Linked DNA regions of Homo sapiens: region 2 is linked to region 1. A link is a loop called in an ENCODE intact Hi-C map of the cell type or tissue named here. Cell type or tissue: MCF 10A. All regions are shown on one strand. Links, peaks and the distances in the headings refer to the core of each region. The heading gives the core; the rest is flanking DNA.

What was found. A loop is a pair of places that touch in the nucleus more often than their neighbours do. Peaks named below come from ENCODE experiments on the same cell type or tissue, not always from the same donor. Only the 100,000 strongest peaks of a DNase experiment are listed, where the experiment ranks them.
Region 2: it touches region 1 in a loop (12-fold over the local background); 2 of 110 quality-filtered maps call a loop at or near these places.

Annotation. Positions count from the first base shown.
Region 1 is chr11:70,190,989-70,201,436 of GRCh38, reverse strand. No RefSeq gene overlaps it. Among named protein-coding and RNA genes, the nearest start is that of FADD, 7.1 kb to the left of the region's middle. RefSeq lists enhancers at 4,207-4,706, 9,465-9,524 and a silencer at 5,040-5,334. In MCF 10A, for the core only: a CTCF peak has its summit at 5,156 (motif pointing right); a DNase peak (open chromatin) is centred at 5,176.
Region 2 is chr11:69,883,183-69,893,630 of GRCh38, reverse strand. No RefSeq gene overlaps it. Among named protein-coding and RNA genes, the nearest start is that of FGF3, 69 kb to the right of the region's middle. RefSeq lists enhancers at 1,945-2,540, 4,736-5,030, 9,689-10,189. In MCF 10A, for the core only: a CTCF peak has its summit at 4,884 (motif pointing right); a DNase peak (open chromatin) is centred at 4,900.

The DNA of each region.
Region 1 (10,448 bases), core at 762-8,761:
TGTGCCTTAGCCTCCTGACTAGCTGGGATTGTAGGTGTGTGCCACTATGCCAGGCTAATTTTTGTATTTTTAGTAGAGACAGGGCTTTGCCATGTTGGCCAGCCTGGTCTCAAACTCCTGGCCTCAAGTGATCCTCTTGCCTCACCCTCCCAAAGTGTTGGGATTACAGGCGTGAGCCACTGTGCCCAGCCTCCTTCCTTTTTATGGATGCATACTATTCCACTGTCTGGGTGTTTGGGTGCCACAGTGTGTCTATCCATTCATCGGAGGATGGACATTGCCTTTGCTTCCACTTTTTGGCTGTTGTGAATAATGCTGCTATGAACACTGAGTTACAGTTTTATTTTGTTTATTTATTTATTGAGACAGGGTCTTGCTTTGTCACCCAGGCTAGAGTGCAGTGGCACAGTCATAGCTCACTGCAGCCTCCTGGGCTCAAGCGATCCTCCCATTTCAGCCTCCTGAGTAGTTGGGATTACAGGTACATACCACCACCCCTGGCTAATTTTCATTTTTTTTTTTTTTTTTTGTAGAAACAGGATTTTGCCATATTCCCCAGGCTGGTCTTGAGCTCCTGGGCTCAAGTGATCCACTAGCCTCAGCCTCTCAAAGTGCTGGAATTTCAGGTGTGACCACCGTGTCTGGTCTTGAGTTACATTTTTTTTTTGAGATGGGGTCTCACTGTGTTGCCCCAGACTGGAGTGCAGTGGCACGATCTTGGCTCACTGCAACCTCTGCCTCCTGGGTTCAGGAGATTCTCGTGCCTCAGCCTCCCGAGTAGCTGGGATCACAGGCATGTGTCACCACATCCGGCTAACTTGCCAGGGTCTGACCCACAGACCTGGGCTGCACTACAGATGAATAATGTACTCAGACACCAGTATTCAGTGAAAGAGCTGGCTAGGGGGCTGGACCTTTCACAAAAAGAGTTGTTCCAGCCCCGCGGCCTGACTAGCTGGTCCTGCAGGCATTTATTCAGCACAGACTTAATGACAAAGGCTTTGAGTCAACACATTTGTGGGTAATTAATCTGGTTGCCCTCCCTCAGAGAGAGTAGTCCTGCCCGTGAATGATCAAAGGTCTGTTTTAGGACAACATGAGTGAACAAGCTATTTAGATAAACTCCTCTACATTCCTATGTATCTACGCCCTAAACTTTTAAGAGAATTCAGCTACCTTCAGCCAAATCTTTTACTGAAGCTATGCAAACCTTCCGGCCTTCCAAGAAAGTTTGTGTCTATTTCCTATAACTTTATCTTTATAATTTCTCCTACCACCTTGACCAATCTCCTGCATTGTGTATGTTTAGCAGAGACACGGTTTCACCATATTGGCCAGGCTGGTCTGGAACTCCTGACCTCAGGTGATCTGCCTGCCTTGATCTCCCAAAGTTCTGGGATTACAGGTATGAGCCAGCGTGCCCAGCTTTTTTTCTTTTTTTCTTTTTTTTTTTTTTTTTCTGAGATGGAGTCTCATTCTGTCACCCAGGCTGGAGCGCAGTGGCGAGATCTCAGTTCACTGCAACCTCCGCCTCCCAGGTTCAAGCGATTCTCATACCTCGAGTTACATTTTTAAAGATCACGCTGGTTGCTGGTTAGAAGCCAGGGGACTACAATAATCCGAATGAAAGGCAGTGCACTCAGACCAGAGGGCAGGTAGCAGTGGAGGTGGTGAGAGAGGGCAGCCTTCTTTAGATTGGGGATGCGCATAAACTAGAGAATGCAGGATACCCTGTAAACTTTGAAGGCTGGTCCATCCATTGATGGAAACCGGGAAGGTGCGGGTGGGGTGGGCTTGAGGGAGGACCGAGATTGGCTTGGGATGTGTGTGTGAGATGCTGCTATGGTTTGAATGTTTGTCTCCTCCATTAATGGGTTAATGGACTGATGAGTTATTATGGGGGAGGATCACACTAAGCTCCCTCATCACGTGATACCCTGCATCGCCTCAAAACTCTGCAGACTCCACAGAGAGCCCCCGCCAGCAGGAAGACCCTCCCCGAAAGTGGACCCTTGACCTTGGACTTCTCTGACTCCATAACTATAAGAAAGAAATTTCTGGGCCAGGTGCAGGGACTCACACCTGTAATCCCAGCACTTTGGGAGGCCAAGGAGGGTGGATAGCTTGAGCTAAGGAGTTCAAGTCCAGCTCAGGCGACATGGTGAAACCCCATCTCTACAAAAAAATACAGAAAAAAATTAGCCGCGTATGCACCTGTAGTCACAGATACTCTGGAGGCTGAGGTGGGATGATCATTTGAGTCTGGGAGGCAGAGGTTGCAGTGAGCTGAGATCGAGCCACTGCACTCCAGGCTGGGTGACAGAGTGAGAACCTGTCTCAAAAAAAAAAAAAAAAAAAAAAGAAAGAAATTTCTTTTCTTTGTAAATTATTCAGTTTCATGTATTCTGCTATAAGCAACAGAAAGCTAATACAGATACCTATTAGATGTTTTGGTGGAGATGTTGACTGGTCAGTGAGGGGCATGAGATGACAGGGAGAAGAGGTGAATTTGAGAGTTGCCTGCAGATAGATTGTGTTGAAAAAACCAAAAGAGTGCAGTCACCTATGAAGAGGGATAGAAAAGGTGACTGGATGACCAACTGGGCTCAATGGCTCACCCCTGTAATCTCAGCACTTTGGGATGCCAAGATGGGAGGATCACTTGAGCTCAGGAGTTTGAGACCAGCCTGGGCAATGCAGTAAGACTTCATCTCTACAAAAAATTTAAAAAATTAGCTGGGCGTGGTGCCACACGCCTGTAGTCTCAACTACTGGGGAGGCTGAGGTGGGAGGATCGCTTGAGCCCAGTAGGTTGAGGCTGCAGTGAGCTGTGATCATGCCGCTGCACTCCAGCCTGGGTGACAGAGTGAGACCACGTCTCAGAAAAAAGAAAAAGAATAAAGATGACCAACAGATGAGCCTAGGGGTGTCCACCTTTAAGGGGCTGGGAGATGTGGGGAAGCCAGTGAGGGAGGCTGAAAAAGCACCATATGACCTTTTCTTGATTAGTGTAGCTATATAGTAAACCTTAATACTGGCTACAGCAATTTCTCCCATTGTATTTTGCTTTGTCAAGATTCTTTTAGCTATTCGAGGGCCTCTGTCTTGCTATATGAATTTTATTTTATTTATTATTTTATATATATATATATATTTTTTTTCTTTTTTATTTTTTTTGAGATGGAGTCTCGCTCTGTTGCCCAGGCTGAAGTGCAGTGGCGTGATCTCGGTTCACTGCAACCTCTGTCTCCCGGGTTCAAGCAATTCTCCTGCCTCAGCCTCCTGAGTAGCTGGGACTACAGGTGTGTGCCACCATGCCCAGCTAATTTTTGTATTTTTAGTATAGATGGGGTTTCACCATGTTGGCTGGGCTGGTCTCTAACTCCTGACCTCAGGTGATCCGCCCGCCTTGGCCTCCCAAATGCTGGGATTACAGGCGTGAGCCACCACGCCTGGCCTTTTTTTATTTTATTTTATTTTTTTTTGAGACGGAGTCTCGCTCTGTCACCCAGGCTGGAGTGCAGAGGTGCGAACTCAGCTCACTGCAGGCTCCGCCTCCCCGGTTCACACCATTCTCCTGCCTCAGCCTCCCGAGTAGCAGGGACTACAGGAGCCTGCCATCACGCCCGGCTATTTTTTGTTTTTTTTGTATTTTTTAGTAGAGATGGGGTTTCACCTTGTTAGCCAGAATGGTCTTGATCTCCTGACCTCGTGATCCACCCGCCTCAGCCTCCCAAAGTGTTGGGATTACAGGCGTGAGCCACTGCACCTGGCCCATTTTGGTCTTTGTCATTAATGTCCAAGGCTATTCTAAATATGTGGGCATATTTAGAATAATGTCATTAATGTCCAAGGCTATTCTAAATATGTGGGCATCCTTGGCTCTCCTTGGGGGTAGTGTTTTTTCCAAAAAAAGAGACTGCTTCCTGAGGGGCAGGGCTCTGTGGTAGGCAGAATACCCCAAATGTCCACATCCCTGCCGGCCCTCACCCTGATGCGCAGACCTGCAGCTATGTTCGTCAGCATGGCAAAAGAGACTTTAAGATGCCATGAAGAGGCCGGGCACAGTGGCTCACACCTGTAATCTCAGCAATTTGGGAGGCCGAGGTGGGCGGATCACCTGAGGTCAGGAGTTCAAGATCAGCCTGGCCAATGTGATGAAACCCCATCTCTACTAAAATACAAAAATCCCAGCTACTTGGGAGGCTGAGGCAGGAGAATCCCTTGAACCTGAGAGGTAGAGGTTGCAGTGAGCCGAGACTGTGCCATTGCACTCCAGCCTAGGTGACAAGAGTGAAACCCCGTCTCAAAAAAAAAAAAAAAAAGCCATGAAGATTAAGAACTTTGAGATGGGGAGATCGTCTTGGTTTTCTTGGTTTAACCCTGCAGACCCAGTCTAATCATGAGGCCTCATAAAAGAAGAACCAGAGAAGAGGCAGCACGAAGACGTGGCCAGGAAGGGGTCACAGACGGGAAGACAAGGGCCTCTGGATGCTGGAGAAGGCACGGACCTCCCCCGGAGCTTCCAGAGGGAGCCAGCTGTGCAGGCACGTCGATTTTAGCCTAGTGAGGCCTGTGCCAGAAACCTGACCTGTAGTAACAGAATAAATTCGTGTTGTTTTGGGCCGCAGAGTTGGTGGTCATTTGCCACCACAGCAAATATTTTAGGTTGGTGCAAACTAATCGTGGTTTTGCACCAACCTAATAGAAAACTAAGGCCGGGTGCAGTGGCTCACGCCTGTAATCCCGGCACTTTGGGAGGCCGAGGCGGGCGGATCACAGGGTCAGAAGTTCCAGGCCAGCTGGGCCAATATGGTGAAACCCTGTCTCTACTAAAAATGCAAAAATTAGCCAGGCATGGTGGCGGGTGCCTGTAGTCCCAGCTACTCGGGAGGCTGAGGCAGGAGAATCACTTGAACCAGGGAGGCGGAGGTTGCAGTGAGCCAAGATCGCACCACTGCACTCCAGCCTGGGCAACAGAGCGAGACTCCATCTCAAAAAAACACAACGCAACACAACACAACACAACACAACACAACACAACACAACACAACACAACACAACACAACACTACACAACAACACTAAGGTAGGTGCCAGGTGCGGGGCCTTTCCCTTCCCTGAGTGCAGCTCCTGCAGGCAGCCAGAAGAGGGCAGCAGCCACCAACAAGCAAAAGCAGGAGAAAGAATTTCTGCTGCCGAGGTTGGAACCAGGTCCGGGTAGTGGCTACAGCCACTGTGAGAAGGGAGTTTGAGGGAATATTTAGGACGTGCTCATTCAGTGTCTGAGTCCTGGCTACAGAAGTGGGATTTTGTTTTTGTTTTTGGAGACAAATTCTCTGTTGCCCAGGTTGGGGTACAGTGACATAATCACGGCTCACTGCAGCCTTGATCTCTCAGGCTCAAGCCATCCTCCCACCTCAGCCTCCCAAGTAGCTGGGACTACAGGTGCATGCCACAACACCTGACTAATTTTTAGCTTTTTTTTAAAAAAAATTTATTTTTTGTAGAGACAGGGTCTTGCCATGTTGCCCAGGTTGGTCTCAAACTCTTGAACTCAAGGTTGCACCACTGCACTCCTCTCACCTCAGCCTCCCAAAGTGCTGGGGTTACAGGCGTGAGCCACTGTGCCCAGCCCCAAAAGTGTGTATTTTTTTGTGGAAGTTGCTTGACTGTACACTTTTGTGCAATTTTCTCTATGTTTTACTTTAATGAAAATTGTGTGAGGAAGAGGGGGAGAAGGGAAGGGAAATGGACAATAGTAAATACATGACTTGGCAGGGCTGAGGAAATGAGGTGTTTGCTGAGCCTTTGCCCCATGGCTGCATTCTGGGCAGGCTCTGGCAGGGGCAGCAGACACCATCCCATCTGAGGAAGCCAGATGAAAATGCCTGGGCTGGTCCCATGTCTCCAGGCATAAGCTGTCTCTTTGCCTTTTGCTCTTCTGCCAAGGCTGTGTGAGTGAGTGGGGGTGAACTGCTTGCTGTGAGCATGTCTTCAGGTCAGAAGGCATCAGATTTACCTTCCACTACCCCCTTACCTCCTCCACCAACACTCCTGCTAACTTGATCCTGAGGCCCATTCATCTCAAAGGCAAAAAGACCCAATTGTCAGTCTATTTTCCATCCATCCACCCATACATGCATCTATCCATCCATCCATCCACCCATCCATCCATCCATCCACCCACCCATCCATCCATCCATCCACCTATCTATCTATCCATCCGTCCATCCACCTATCCATCCATCCATCTACTCACCCATCTACCCATCCATTCATCCTTCCACCCATCCATCCACACATCTATCCATCCATCCACACATCCATCCATACATCCATCCTTTCACCCATTCATCCGTCCACACATCCATCCACCCATCCACCATCCATCCATCCATTCATCCAGCATCCATCCATCCATCTATCCATCCATCCACACATCCATCCATCCTTCTATCCATTCATCTATCCATCCACCATCCATCTACCATCTACCCACCCATCTACCATCCATCCACACATCCATCCATCCATCCACCCAATCAATGCATCCATTCACCCACACATCCACTCACTCATCCACCATCCATCCATCCATTCACACATCCATCCACTCGATCCCTTCATCCATTCACACATCCATTCAATCAATGCATCCATTCACCCACACATTCACTCATCCACCATCCATCCATCCATTCACCCAGTCCATCCATCCGTCCACCCAATCCATCCATCCACTTACACATCCATCCACCCAATCCATCCACACATCCATCCAACCATCCACCATCCATCCATCCATCCATCCATCCATCCATCCATCCACACATCCATTCATTCACCCAATCCATCCATCCATCCACACATCCATTCATTCACCCAATCCATCCATCCATCCATCCATCCACTCATCCATCCATCCATCCATTCATCCATCCATCCATCCATTCATCTACCATCCATCCATTCATCCACCATCCATCCATCCATCCATCCACACATCCATTCATTCACCCAATCCATCCATCCATCCACACATCCATTCATTCACCCAATCCATCCATCCATCCATCCATCCATCCATCCATCCATCCATCCATCCACACATCCATTCATTCACCCAATCCATCCATCCATCCACACATCCATTCATTCACCCAATCCATCCATCCATCCATCCATCCATCCATCCATCCATTCATCCACCATCCATCCATCCACATATCCATCCATCCATCCACACATTTATCCATCCACCCATCCACCATCCATCCATCCATCCATCCATCCATCCACCCACACATCCATCCATCAATCTATCCATCCATCCATGCTTCCATCCATCCATCCATCTGTCCACCACCCAAACGTTCATCCGTCTATCCCCCATCCATCTATCCATCTAATCCTTGCTTGCTTATTCATTAATTCAGCACTTTCTGGTGCCTCCTCTGTGCCTGGCACTGTGCCAGTACTTCCTTCTGGCCTGTTTTCTGGTAAGTGTTAGCATTTATGTTCTTTGCTGTGGCTCTTACAAAACATGGGCAGGTAAATGTTGCCTGACATGTGAGGACACATATCACCTGGGGTCAGGGGCACACAAATGACTCCTGGGGGCCTGAAGATGAGTGTGTAGGATTTGGTGATGTGAGTGCTTTGGGCAGGGCTCTGAGTCCAGCCTTGGGGTGGAGACAGCCCTGCTTCAAGCACACACTTTGGCCAAGCTCTCAATCCCACTGCTGGTTCCAGATCCACAGACAGGGACCTTGGTCTGAGGCTTGTCTAGGGAGGCCCCAGCCTCAGCTGCCCCCATAGCCAGTGGGCAGGCATGTTTGGGAGGGTGAGGAGACTCAGGAAGGGCAGGCCCCACCGGGCTGCAGTCGAATGTGAGCATGAGACCTGGCGAACGTGGGGCTGTGCAGCAGAAGGTGTGATTTCTCAGCAGAACATGCAAACGTGGACTTTAAATGCCTGGTTTTCATATATTAAATTAACTTCAAAAGTTAACATGTGCTGAACCTACCGAACAGAGGTTGTCTTGGGCTTGATGCTATTCATGGTCCACCTCCACCCTCAGAGGAGAGCAGCGGAACCTGCATGGCCGGCCACCAGTGTGTCATTGCCAGGCCTGGTGGTGCAGCCGGTGCCCTCAGACCTCAGGGCCCGCTGGGCTCGCCCCCAACCCTGCCCCCAGCCACACTACTCTAGGGACCAGTAGTAGAAGACTTTTTGTGCCAGGCTCCTGGGTCCAAGGGGTGATGTGCTGCCAGCTTGTGGATGGCTGCAGTGGAGCCCTGAGCCTCTCTGAGCCTCCTGTGCCCATCTGTATAATAGCGGCACTGGCTGCAGTTTCCACCCTACAGCAGCCATGACCCCAAACATAAGTCAGATCCCATCACTGCCCTCATAGACACTGCCCAGCCCTGCCCATGGCACCTACCACCAAGTTCAAAGTCTTCACTCAGCCGGAGCCCTGCATGAGTCGTCTCTAGCCACCTCTCCTGCGTCTCCTGTCACCTCCCTGCCCCTCTGCTCCTGGAGCTCGTCCAGCAGCTGCTGCCTTGGCCTGTGCACCGACTGTTGTGTGTTTCTGGCTCCTTGTTGCTCAAGTCCCAAGGGGCCTCCCTGCGCAGTGTAGTCACTCACCCTCAGTCAGTCACACTCCCTGCTGGATTTTCATCAGCGCTCCCTTTTCTGAAGTTGTCTGGTTCCACGGTTGATTTTCTGGTTCAGCATTGGACTTCCTTTGTGAGAATGTCATGTGGGAGGGAAGGGGCTGTGTCCTTGTTCTTCACCCTTCTCGTCCTAGTGCCTGACACACAGTGGGAGTTCATTTTTTTTTGGTGTGTGTGTGTATATATATATATATATATATATATATATATATATATATTTTTTTTTTACTTAGAGACTGGGTTTCACTCTGTTGGCCAGGCTGGTCTTGAACTCCTGGCCTCAAGTCATCCACCTCGGCCTCCCAAAGTGCTAGAATTACAGACGTGAGCCACTGCACCTGGTCTAATTTTTATTTATTTTTTGAGACAGGGTTTTGCTCTGTTGCCCAGGCTGCAGTGCAGTGATGCAATCATAGCTCACTGCAGCCTTGACCTCCTGGGCTCAAGTGATTCTCCTACCTCACTCTCTCGAGTAGCTGGGGCCACAGGTGCCCGCCACCATGCCCAGCTAATTTTTTTATTTCTTGTAGAGACAGGGTCTTGCTATGTTGCCCAGGCTGGTCTCGAACTCCTGGGCTCAAGCAATCCTTCTGTCTGGGCCTCTCAATGCAGTAATCCCTCATGTGGGATTACCAGCATGAGCCGCTGCACTTGGCCTACAGTAGGAGTTCAATAAATGTTTCTTGAATGTTCCATACATGTTTATGAGGTCTGGCCTTCAGACTTGGCATTAAAGCGCCCTGAGATCTTGGTCAAGAGCCTGTTTCCTCATCTATCAGATGTGGCTGAAGGTCCCCACCTGTGCCCTCCCAGGCTCTGGGAGGACCCATGGAGACAGGAGGGCAGAGGGAAGGGGTTCCCGCGATGCCAATCCTGGGTGCCGTTCTCCCTGAGCCCTCCCTACAGGATTGAGAAAGTGGGTGCCGTTCTCCTTGGGCCCTCCCTACAGGATCGAGAATGTGGGGCCCAAGCTTTAGGAGGATGCGCCTGACCAAGGTGGCAAGGCGCTGTGCTGAGGAGAGCCAGCACAAGGGGGCGCCCGAGGCCTGCCACAGGTCGAAAGAGGCCCTGCCTTGTCCTGGCGGTGAAGGGAAGGTGGCCGACGCCGAGGGCCGCACAAGGACACTGTCCCCAGCCCGAAGCGCCATACTGCTTTGCTGACGCTGTTAAAAATATACGTTCTTTTATGAAGTGATAGTGATTATAGGTGACGGTTCTAAAAAAATGTCCCCACTTGCCCAAATGAAAACATTGACAACCCAAGGTCAGTCCCAAAACGTTTTGAAGAAATTTGGGGTCCATGAAACCCTAAATACTAGTCTGTTGGGTTGTGGGATCAGAGGTCGAGATATGGGATTCTTGGAAGAGCCTGCTAGAAAGTGTGACCACAATCCCCCATCCCAACATACACACACACACACACACACACACACACACAAACACAGAGGAATATGTGGTACATCTGTGCATACACACAAGCACACTCAGACACCAGTACATATGCACACACACCAGCACACATGCACACACACACTAGCATATATGCACACACACCAGCACATATGCACACACACACCAGCACATATGCACACACACAAGCACACATGCATACACACACTAGCATATATGCAGACACCAGCACACATGCACACACACACACCAGCACATATGCACACACACTAGCATATATGCACACATATCAGCACATATACACACACACCAGCACACATGCACACACACACCAGCACATATGCACACACACACCAGC
Region 2 (10,448 bases), core at 1,341-9,340, 310 kb after region 1:
ATGAAGTATGGGTGGGGAATCATTCTTCGATTTGCAAAAATGCAATTTGTACCCAGCTCTGACAGCCTAAAGCACTCCTGGATTATTAGCACAAAAGCAAGGACACAGCCCCAGTCCTGCAAAAAGGGAAGGCCGGGCGGCTCTTCCTGTTGGAAAGAGGCCAGGAGGACATTTGGGGATTTGATTCCTAATTGTTGTTCAGCATCACTGAGGGATGTCTGGCTGAAAGGCAGTCAGTGCTTCTGGTTTCCGAGGGAGGGGTGCAGCCCTGTCTGGCCTCATCGTCCATGTGACTGTCCCAGAGGCTGCCTCCTGCTTTGGCCAGATGGCACCGCCAGCCGCTTGATGACATACGTTCCTGCTCTTGGATTTATTGACACAAGGTGCACAAAGCCTTGCTTAGGCAGGTCAGGGAGGCTCCCCACCTTCAGCCCAGCCCTGCTTCCCTTCAGGGGATAATGACCCAGCCTGGCCACAGGTGCCAGGCTCGGGCCTCTCCAGACCCCAACTCAGAGCCTTTCTTCCCTGCAGAACCTGGAGTGTGGCTGACAGAAAGGCACCCGGACAGGGAGGGACTGGACACTCACTCTGCTAGTCACTCTCCGCCTGCCCCTCCAGGTCCAGCCCCGACTCCTCACCCTGTTTCTCTGCCGCAGGAGACCAGCTGGTTCCCCAGCTTCCTGGCTTTGGAGTCCCCACTTGAAGCGGCCAGTGGGGGTTGCCAGCAACCGATCAGAGCTGGGAAGGAGAGAGGGGCTGGCTTCCTTCCTGCCCAGCCGCAGGGGGCAGTGTGTGCCTCCCCTACGCACAGCCACGACAGCTCCCATCCGGCTCCATGGACAGCTCCCTCTCTTGCTGGGTTCTGTAACTGCCTCCTTCTGGCCTCAGACAATAACAAGGGGCTTCACCAACCATCCTTTCCTGGCTTCCTGATCTCGCCCACCCCTGGGGGTGGGTCATCTGCTTCCTGGGGGCCCTTGACAGATGCATGTGGCGGGAACTGATGGGAACAGCGATGGTAGCAACAATCACCACCACTTACCACGCACAGGCGCGCTCCACCGCACACATGAGCGCTCCACCGCGGACAGGTGCGCTCCACCGCGGACAGGCGCGCTTCACTGCACACAGGCGCACTTCGCCCCACTCACCTCTCTGGACAAACTTATGGAGTAGACGCTCTTGTTAGCCCCCACTTTAGAGATGGGAAAACTGAGGCATGAGGGTGGTAGATGGCAGAGCCAGTAGTCAAGGACACCAGAACTGGGAGGAAACCGGAGCGACCTGGGAATCTTCTCTGGAATACACTTGATCTCTCACAGGATGTGGGGGATCACCTCTGGAGCTCTTGCAGGGGGGCCAATGGGTTCCATAGACCCTGCGGTCAGCGCTGCGGGGCGAGACTGTGGTGCTGACCGCTTGCCCCTCTGGGGTCTGGACTCTCGGTGAATCCCTGCACGGACACCGCGACCCTCTTCTCTGGCCAGGCCCGGGGTCGGCTCACACACTGGTGCCCTCGAGGGCTGGCTGAGTGAGATTTGCTGGCTGTGGCAGTGTCGTCCCTGACGTGAGTGTGACCTCGGTGGCGTATGCACTGCCCCAGACTTACCCCAGCGTTCGAGTGACAGGCACCTTACTGTCCATTTCCTTTCTATTCAAAGAGAAGATTAAAAAGGAAAATTGGTGACCCCGGGGGTAACCGCGGGCGAGCTAAAAATACTCTCAATAAATAAACAAACCGGGTCAGTGATCCAAACACCATGAGGCAGCGATTCCGGGTGTGCAAAGGCCACCATTTATGGCTGTGGGCTTGTTTGCCCAGAGAATGCCCTGCCGGAGATATAGGATAGCAGTATCCCGTGGGGTACGCCGGGGCAAAATGACCCATGTCAAGTCAATAACCTCCGCGCTGCTTCACCTTCTCGTGCTGGAATGCCTTCTGCGTGCCTTCCTGGAAAGCGCCCTGTGGCCCCGTGACCCAGCCTGGGCCGGCACCTTGAGTTGGGCACAAATTCAAGATGACAACTCTTGGAGCCCGTTGGCTGGCGGCAGAATGATGAGGAGACATTCTGCCCGGGCGGTTTATTGTCCGTTCTAGACTGAGAACAATTCCGGGCTGTTACGATGTGATTGCCCTTGGGCGCGTTATCAGCGTGAACTCAGGGCAGAGCAATACCCCTGCCAAGCGGCCGACGCTGTTTCACAGGGAGGGCCCTCCTGCTCTTTCACCCACAGTGGGGCTCGGGGCCATGGGTGCAGGGCTGGAGGAGGATGTGAGGGGCAGCTATTTCAGTCTGGAATATCAGGATTTTAACCCCAAATAAATGTCTTGGTTATTATTTCAGCAAGCGTGCCCTAAATCACCTTGGGAAGACTTGAGCCTTTCAGAGCCTTGGTTTGCATAAAATAGGGGCTGTGTCAGAGCCCCCTTTGTGGGGCTATTGAGAAGATTCCAGAAGATTTCATAGAATGAAGTGCTTAGCACTGAGCCTGGCACAGCATAGGTGGTTGAACATTGATGCTTTTTTTTGTTATTAGTACAGCTGTGTTGCTGATTTTATAGTCGAGATTCCACAAGAGGAAATCGGGTTGGAACATAAAGATATTTGCCCCGTGGATTCTCCAGGGGGTTCCCACACAGTCCCATTCTCACATTCATTTCTCGAGCTGTCCCTCTTATTAGCCTACAGAATGAGCTAGAGCTGCTTCTCGCTGGCAATGGGGAGAGCTCCTTTCTGGGGGACCCCAGCTCCCAGGAGCTGAACTTAGAGGTTGCCAGGCCTGAGGAGAGGGAAATGACCCAGAGATGCTAGGAGGGGCTGGGCCCTCTCAGCACAGGCCTCAGGCTTCTCTTGGAAGCAGGGGTTTGCCATGCAGGAAGCAGGCATGGCCCATGCCCATTGTGGGAGAGGGTGAGGCTGCACCGCCTGCCTGCTTTCTGCCAGCACCCCTTGGCAGGCAGGCGAAGGTAGGCAGGGGCCCTTTGGGACTCTGCTGGAGGAGGTTTGGACGTAGGGCTCTAAGGCCCCTAAAATTTGCTCCATGCATCCTTACACAAGGGAGAGCTCCAGCAGAAGCCAGGGTCTGCGGTCAGGGAAAGGCAGAGGACGGCAAGGGCCATGGCCCTCATCGCACAGACACTGAGGAAGAGCAGGGTCTCACCCTTGGTGGCTCAGCTGGTTTTTGGCAGTGATGGCTTCAGAACCTGGGCCCCCCATCCCCAGCCAATGCTCTCTGGTTTTCCAAAAGGAAATTTCCCTATTATTTCCCTCCTTAGATCCATGAAGGGTATTTATCAATGGCAAAGGATGATGCCCTGCAGGTGTATCAGTGGCCCGTGAGCCAGCTCCATCCAGCCTCAGCAGGAAGAAGCATTTTTCCAAGCATCTCAATGCTCACATTAGTGCTCGATTGGCAATTAGCAAATGTCACAACCCCCTCCTCCCTGAGCGACAGTTGTTTCAGATGTCAAATTCCTGCCAAGCGCCACGTCTTGTTCTAAAACCTCTTTCCAGGGGTACTCGAGGGAAATTAGCATGATGCCAGCCGAGAAGAAAACCCCTCAGAGCTTGAGAATGGCGAGTCCTCCCGGGGAGGGAATTCAGCCGCAGGTTCCTATCGACAGTGAAAGATTAATTGATGCAGAGTGAATTATGGAAATGCGTGAGGCCGTTTCTACCGATGATGCCTTTAAAACCGCGGTCCCCCGCTGCAGCGTCATCGCACACCAGGTCTGCAGAGGGCAGCGGAAGCCCCAGCCTCCTTCTTTTGTCCTCCCCAAGAGGCCCCTCCCCAAAGTTAAATGTGTTTAGAAGTGGGCAGGGGATTGAACAGCCCTGCAAAGCAAACATCACCTCCAACACTGACAATGCGAAAGCGCTTCCTGTGGACCAGGCACTTTGCATGGATTATATTTCCTTTGTTCCCTAAAACAACTCGGAGATAAATTCTATTGTAATTCCCATTTTACAGAGAAGGACACTGAGAGGGGAGGTGACTTGCCTCAGGGGACCCATTCAGGGAGTGCAGAACCAGGATCTGGCCCCAGTGGCCTGTCTCAGAGCTGGGTCCTTACCTGTGCCCTGCCAGGCGAGTGATCTGAATGGGCAGGTGGGGAGAAATCCCGTGCCTCGATTTCCACTAGGAAAGTGTCTTGGTTTTCTGTTCACTGAATGGTTACGAGCCCTTGTCCCTGCAGGCTGGGGGCCAGGGAGGAAGGCTGAGGACCAGGTGGGGAACAGTCTATGTCTCAGAGCTGAGGCTTTCATAGGGGAAGGGGATTCTCGGGGAGGTGAGGGGTGCTGGGTGCTGATGGGAGCTCTGGGGGCACTGCCCAGATCCCCTGGGCTCTTAAGATAAAGTTGAGGGGTCAGAAGGTCCAAGCAGGGCCTGAGATCTCATGTCACTCCGAAGCTTCCAGCAAGGGAGACCCTGGTGGCAATTTCCCAGCGGGTCTCTAAGCCAGAGATACCCAGGAGGCTTTGCTTTCCGGTTTGATATGGGGGCAGCCCAGTCTATTCATGGATGCCCCAGGCTAAGGGGCGTGGCTCTAGACACACATGGATCTGGGCTCTCGAGCATCAGTGTAATAACCTCATTTCTTGAATGAGGTGAGTAAAGCCCAGGACAGAAGGAGGCTCCCAGAGTCCCCAGCAGAGCCAGACTCAGGGCCCTGGTCACCCTTGGCTGGCCAGGACCCAGCACAGGGGCCGTGGAGGTAGGGAAAGCCGCTGGTCCAGAGCATCCCGACCTCCCCCGAATAAAAGGGGTGGCTTTGGTACTGCCTGAGAGTTACAGTTGACTCAGCCCACCTTGGAAGCCAGGTTCTAGGAAAAACCCCTCCCTAAGGAAGAAGGATGCCAGCTGCCTTCAGCCTGGTCCCACTGCCACCACAAGATGGCGCTGTTTTGCGGGGTTTTTGTTTCTGTTTACAACCTGAGCACACTGACCTGGTCTTTCCCACCTTTGATGTTCTTGGGTTTATGGCACTGAAGGTAATTCTGTCGTCCTGGTGCAGAGGGCAGAAGATGCCTTCTTGTAGGGTGCATGCACATGTGTGATCATGTGTCCACGTGTGTGATCATGCGTGCAGGTGCATGTGTGTGCATATGTACCTGTGTGAATCTTGGTATGCATGGCATATGCTCTTGTGTGTTTGTGTATGTCTTTGCCTTGTGTGTGCATGTGTGCATACATGTGAATATGTGTGTTATATGCTCCCATGTGTGCAGGAGTGTGTATATTTGTAGCACTGTGTATGCTCATGTGTGAGCCTGTGCTCATGGACATATGTGTACCTTTGTGTCAGTAGGTATTGTATGCGTGTGTATGTATATGTACATGTGTGTTTGCCTGCAAGGTACATGTGTGCGCCAGTGTGTGCACATGTGTATATTTTGGGCTGTGTGGGGATGTGTGCAGAGGCACATGTGTATGCCTTTTTGCGTGCATGGTGTGCACGTATGTCTGTGTGTGTGTCTGCTGGACAGCAAGAAGGAGCAAGGTCCATCTCCTGTCCTCAGTGGTCCCTCCCCTCCTCTCTTTCTTGGCTAATGTGGCTCAGAGCCTGCATCGGCAGGCGAAAGCTGGGCCTGGCTGGGGGCACCTCCGGGCGCTGCTCCATGCCGCCCTATGGCCACTTGCACCTGGATGCAGGAGCACTGTCTGCTATTTGTCTCCCTTACTGTACTCTGAGCTCCTGGAGGCCAGGTCTGGGTGGTGCTCAACCAGGGCTCCCCAGGTTTGGGCACAGGACCTGGCCTAGAGTAAGAAGTTCGCTAGAGACCAATCAGGTTTCTAGGCCGAATACCGAGGGTCCAGTTGTCAGAAATATCTGAGAGTTCATTTAATTCGCTCGACAGTCCTCTGAGGCAGGCTGCATAATTATTCCATCTTGTGATGAAGAAACAAAGGCACAGAGAAGTTAAGTGACTCACCCAAAACCACCAGCTATGAACAGGCAGAACCAGCGTCCAGCCCAGGTTTGAATCGATGTTTGTGGGTTGAGATGAATAAATTATTCCATTGGCCTGAATATATATTTTTAGCAGGAGGTGCTTTATCTGCATTTTGTTACAGGGATCATAAACCCTCTGTGCCCAGAGCAGGAGGCCATAGGCAGTCCTGCTCAAATGCCTCTTCCTCCAGGAAGCCTACCTGACCTCTCTCAGAGAAAATTTCTGATTCTCTGTGTTCCTGCAGACTTCAGGTTTCCACTTGGAGGTCCTAAGGTGCATAAATTCTTTCCAACCCTGTGAGCAAGAAGCCAGGGTTTTGGGGAGCCACTGAGGATCTGAAGAAATCTGATAAAAGCTCCAGATGCTGGGATCATGTAGGTGTGCACAGAAATCATCCCCAGTTTGAGAGGGTTCACTGACAATGCAGCTCAATGTTGGGCCTCGGCTAGAGCCCTGAAATGATAGAGACACCTGCCTAACTTGAGACGCAGCTGGCGACGGCCAGTGGAGCCCCTGTTTCCGAGAGGGGAGCGTGGCACTAGACACTTCTTCTTCAGCCATTTCACAAATATTCTTTTTTTTTTTTTTTTTTTGAGACAGAGTCTCGCTCTGTTGCCCAGGCTGGAGTGCAGTGGCGGGATCTCGGCTCACTGCAAGCTCCGCCTCCCGGGTTCACGCCATTCTCCTGCCTCAGCCTCCCAAGTAGCTGGGACTACAGGCGCCCGCCACTACGCCCGGCTAATTTTTTGTATTTTTAGTAGAGACGGGGTTTCACCGTTTTAGCCGGGATGGTCTCGATCTCCTGACCTCGTGATCCGCCCGCCTCGGCCTCCCAAAGTGCTGGGATTACAGGCGTGAGCCACCACCCCAGCCGAATTTGATTGAATTTTGAATTCAGACTCTGAATAGTATCCCCAAATCCCCAGGCAAAGGGCCGACAGTGGAGCCTCCTGCAAGTGGGGGGGCAGTACACTGGCTTGGGAAGAGTCGGGACTTTTCGTTCAGGGCCGCAGGGACCAGCTGCCCACTCCCCGAGCACCTACAGCCCCACAATTGGGGACGTCGCCAGCCACTGAGGTCTTTCTTCTCGGCACTGCCTCCACCCCCACCCCGGCTGTCCTGTCCAGTCTTCAAGCAAATGTTTTTGATTTTACAGGAAGTAGAGCAAGGACCTAATCTGAGTTTAATTTTTGAGTACATTAATTATATTAATTAAGTATATTAATTAATTAATATATTAATTAAGTATATTGATTAATTTCTGAGTATATTAATATGGCAGAGAAGGCTGCACAGTCGTGTTCAGTAACTGCTCCAGGCCTTGGAATGTCCCCGTTGGTATAAATTAATGGTTTGGAGATACCAAGTGATGTGAGGTCTGCTTTTGCGTGTAAGGAAAGAGATGGGCTAAACTCAGGGAACCCACATCCATCTAGGGACAGCCCTGTCTCCAGGACTCAGTTTACCCATTTATAAAATAAGAGGTGCAATTGCTATCACATACCCCACGCTGTACACAGACTATCAAACCAGGGGCTCTGAGGGGCCAGAGTCACGGCCCTGTTTGCCTGCCCTACACAGGATGAGAGTAGAGTGAACACGAGTATAACACGATGAAGGAGAGGAGAGCTTCCCAGAGGAGACAGGCACATCCATCCTGTGTTCTGAAAAAGAAAAAGAAAAAAAGAAAAACAAACTTCCCCCAGTAACTCAATAAGAAAAGCTCTCTGGAATCCCACCGTCCACCTCGACACCCCTCTTTCTTCCTGGCTGTTGCCTTCTGCCCGCACCTCTGTATCACCCTTCCCTCCCGATCACTCTCCATCTCCCCACTCTTCAAGGTCCCCACAGAACATCTTCCCACTATGTGGCAGTGACCATCCCTGTCCCGGAGTGGCCTCCCCCCTCAGCCCTCCCCACTCTGCCCTCCCCCTTCTGCCCTCCCCCCTCAGCCCTCCCCACTCTGCCCTCCCCATTCTGCCTTCCCCACTCTGCCCTCCCCACTCTGCCCTCCCCACTCTGCCCTCCCCATTCTGCCTTCCCCACTCTGCCCTCCCCACTCTGTCCTCCCCACTCTGCCCTCATTCCTACAGATTTGCTGCCTGTGTGTTTTCTCTTTGGGGATAAGAGTTGCTTCTCCAGGGTGCACCTAGTGCATGGGAGACAGCACTTCATATATGTTTATTGACTGAATGCATCAAGTCTGGGTTCAAAAACATGTCTCATAACCCAGAATATTCTATACCCACAAGAGGACCGGGCTTGTGAGCAGAGTCCTTGCTAAGTAGGCAGCCACTCCTGTCCCAGGTCTTTGGGGACAAGAGTACATTAATATGGCAGAGAAGGCTGCACAGTCGTGTTCAGTAACTGCTCCAGGCCTTGGAATGTCCCCGTTGGTATAAATTAATGGTTTGGAGGTACCAAGTGCTGTGAGGTCTGCTTTTGCGTGTAAGGAAAGAGAGGGGCTAAACTGAGATGGCTTCTGACTCTGGACTCGGAGGCATTAATTACTTAAATGAATAAGTATTAAATCAAAGGCCTTGCTTCAAAAATTAAACTCAGATTAGGTCCTTGCTCTACTTCCTGTAAAATCAAAAACATTTGCTTGAAGACTGGACAGCCAGGGTGGGGGTGGGGGCAGTGCCGAGAAGAAAGACCTCGGTGGCTGGCGAGGTCCCCAATTGTGGGGCTGTAGGTGCCCGGGGAGGGGGCAGCTGGTCCCTGCGGCCCTGAACAACAAGTCCCGACTCTGCCCAAGCCAATGCACTGCAATGACCTCTCACCTCTGCGCTCCTGCACAGCCAAGCCTGGAGGTGAGAGTAACTGCAATACCAGAGAGCAGGGGCCCTGGTTAGAGGGGTCCAGGAGACCAAGGTGGGGACTCTCAAGCCAGGAGGATTTGGAGCAGGAGCAGCAAAGGCTGGTGAGAAGACCAATATGAAAAGACCAGGGATGCTGCCTGGGGCCGTGCAGGGACCTTGAGGGAGAATTTGGATGCGACCTTACACCCAGACTCAGGGGTCCCTGTAATTCTCCTATTTTATCTTAATCAGACTCGCTCTGTTCACAGAATCGCCTGTGGCATTTCCAAGTGCCAGTCTAATCTTGCTTCCCACCCTAAACATTTCTTCCTGCAGTACGAAGGTCCGAACTCCTCTGTGAACGTCAAAGCCCCAGTGGGGCCGCCCCCAGGCAAGCTGGTCTCCTAAGGAATTTGCAGTTGGGCCTCTGCTCTCTCTGTTCACTGGCACCGCCCGATACCCTGGCATGTCGCTCACCCTTCAGCTGTCCCTGATTTCTTCTCCACCCTCCTTATTCCCTCCCCAACAAATGCAGGCATTTACTCCTTCTCTGGGGATCCCAGGAATTCTTTTAGTGCCTCCTTGATAACAGCAGCCAAGGATGGTTACTGAACACAGACTCTGCCCAGCGCTGTTCCAGTCACGGCCCCACGCTGGTGCAGGCAGTGCTGGTGACAGCCCGTGTGGCGTGTGCAGCCTACGTGCAGTGCCCTGCATTCTATCAGACCACCAGCTCCAGCTTCAGATATGACTGGACGCAGAGGCACAGAGAGAGGAAGCCGCCGGCCTCCGGCCACTTAGCAAGTGCTGGCCAAGCAGGGCTCAGGCCCTGGCCCCTGGCTCTCTGAAGGATGGACCCTGGTCTCGTTCGTTCTGTTCCCTTTGTCTCTGCACCTGGAATGGGGGTGGTGACGTGCTTCTCTGTCTCCAGGCTCCTTCCCCTCCAGAGGGGCCACGGCGTGCTGGCCTTTGCCACCCAGTCCCTTGACCAACTCCCAGGGCCCTGTGGGTGGCAGCATCCCCGCCAGCTCCCTGCTCCTGTGTCTGGCCCGAGCTAGGCACTCAGCATCACTGGAAAGGAGCTGGGCTGCCTGAGCTTCCTTCCTTGGGCTCCCCCGGCCAGAGGCAGCTATTGTCCCCCACCGTGGGTGCACCAGGTTCCTGCCTCAGAGCCCCTCCGATGCCAAGGCTGCTCCCCAAGATGTAGCCAGAATGCCAATCTGTCTCGGGGCCGTGTGCCCTCTGAGCTGGCTCCGTGGTGGCGGGACAGCCCTGGCGGCCACAGCTCATGGGAACAGATGATTTCTTTGGGCCACCAAGCATCCCGCAGAGACCACACCCAGCATCCCGTGGTGGCTGGAATTCCACACTGGGTCCATAGGCAAGTCTGCCCTGAGACAGTCAGCCTGGGGTGCCAGCCAGGGGAGCGCAGCTCACAGGGCTGTGTGGACACCTCTCGGCATGATGAAAATCTGTGTCTGCCAGGATCACCCATAGACCCCCCCAGACCTGAGCTAGAGACGCCCCTGCCCTAGCCCCATGCCTCAGCGGCCTGGTAGAGGGTTGATTGGCGGCCCCTAAGCCACAGCTACCTCAGAAGATGGCTTTATTGGAAATAAGGGTCTGTGCAGATATAATTAAGGTAAGGATCTTGAGACGAGATCATCCTGGGTTACCCAGGTGGGCCCTA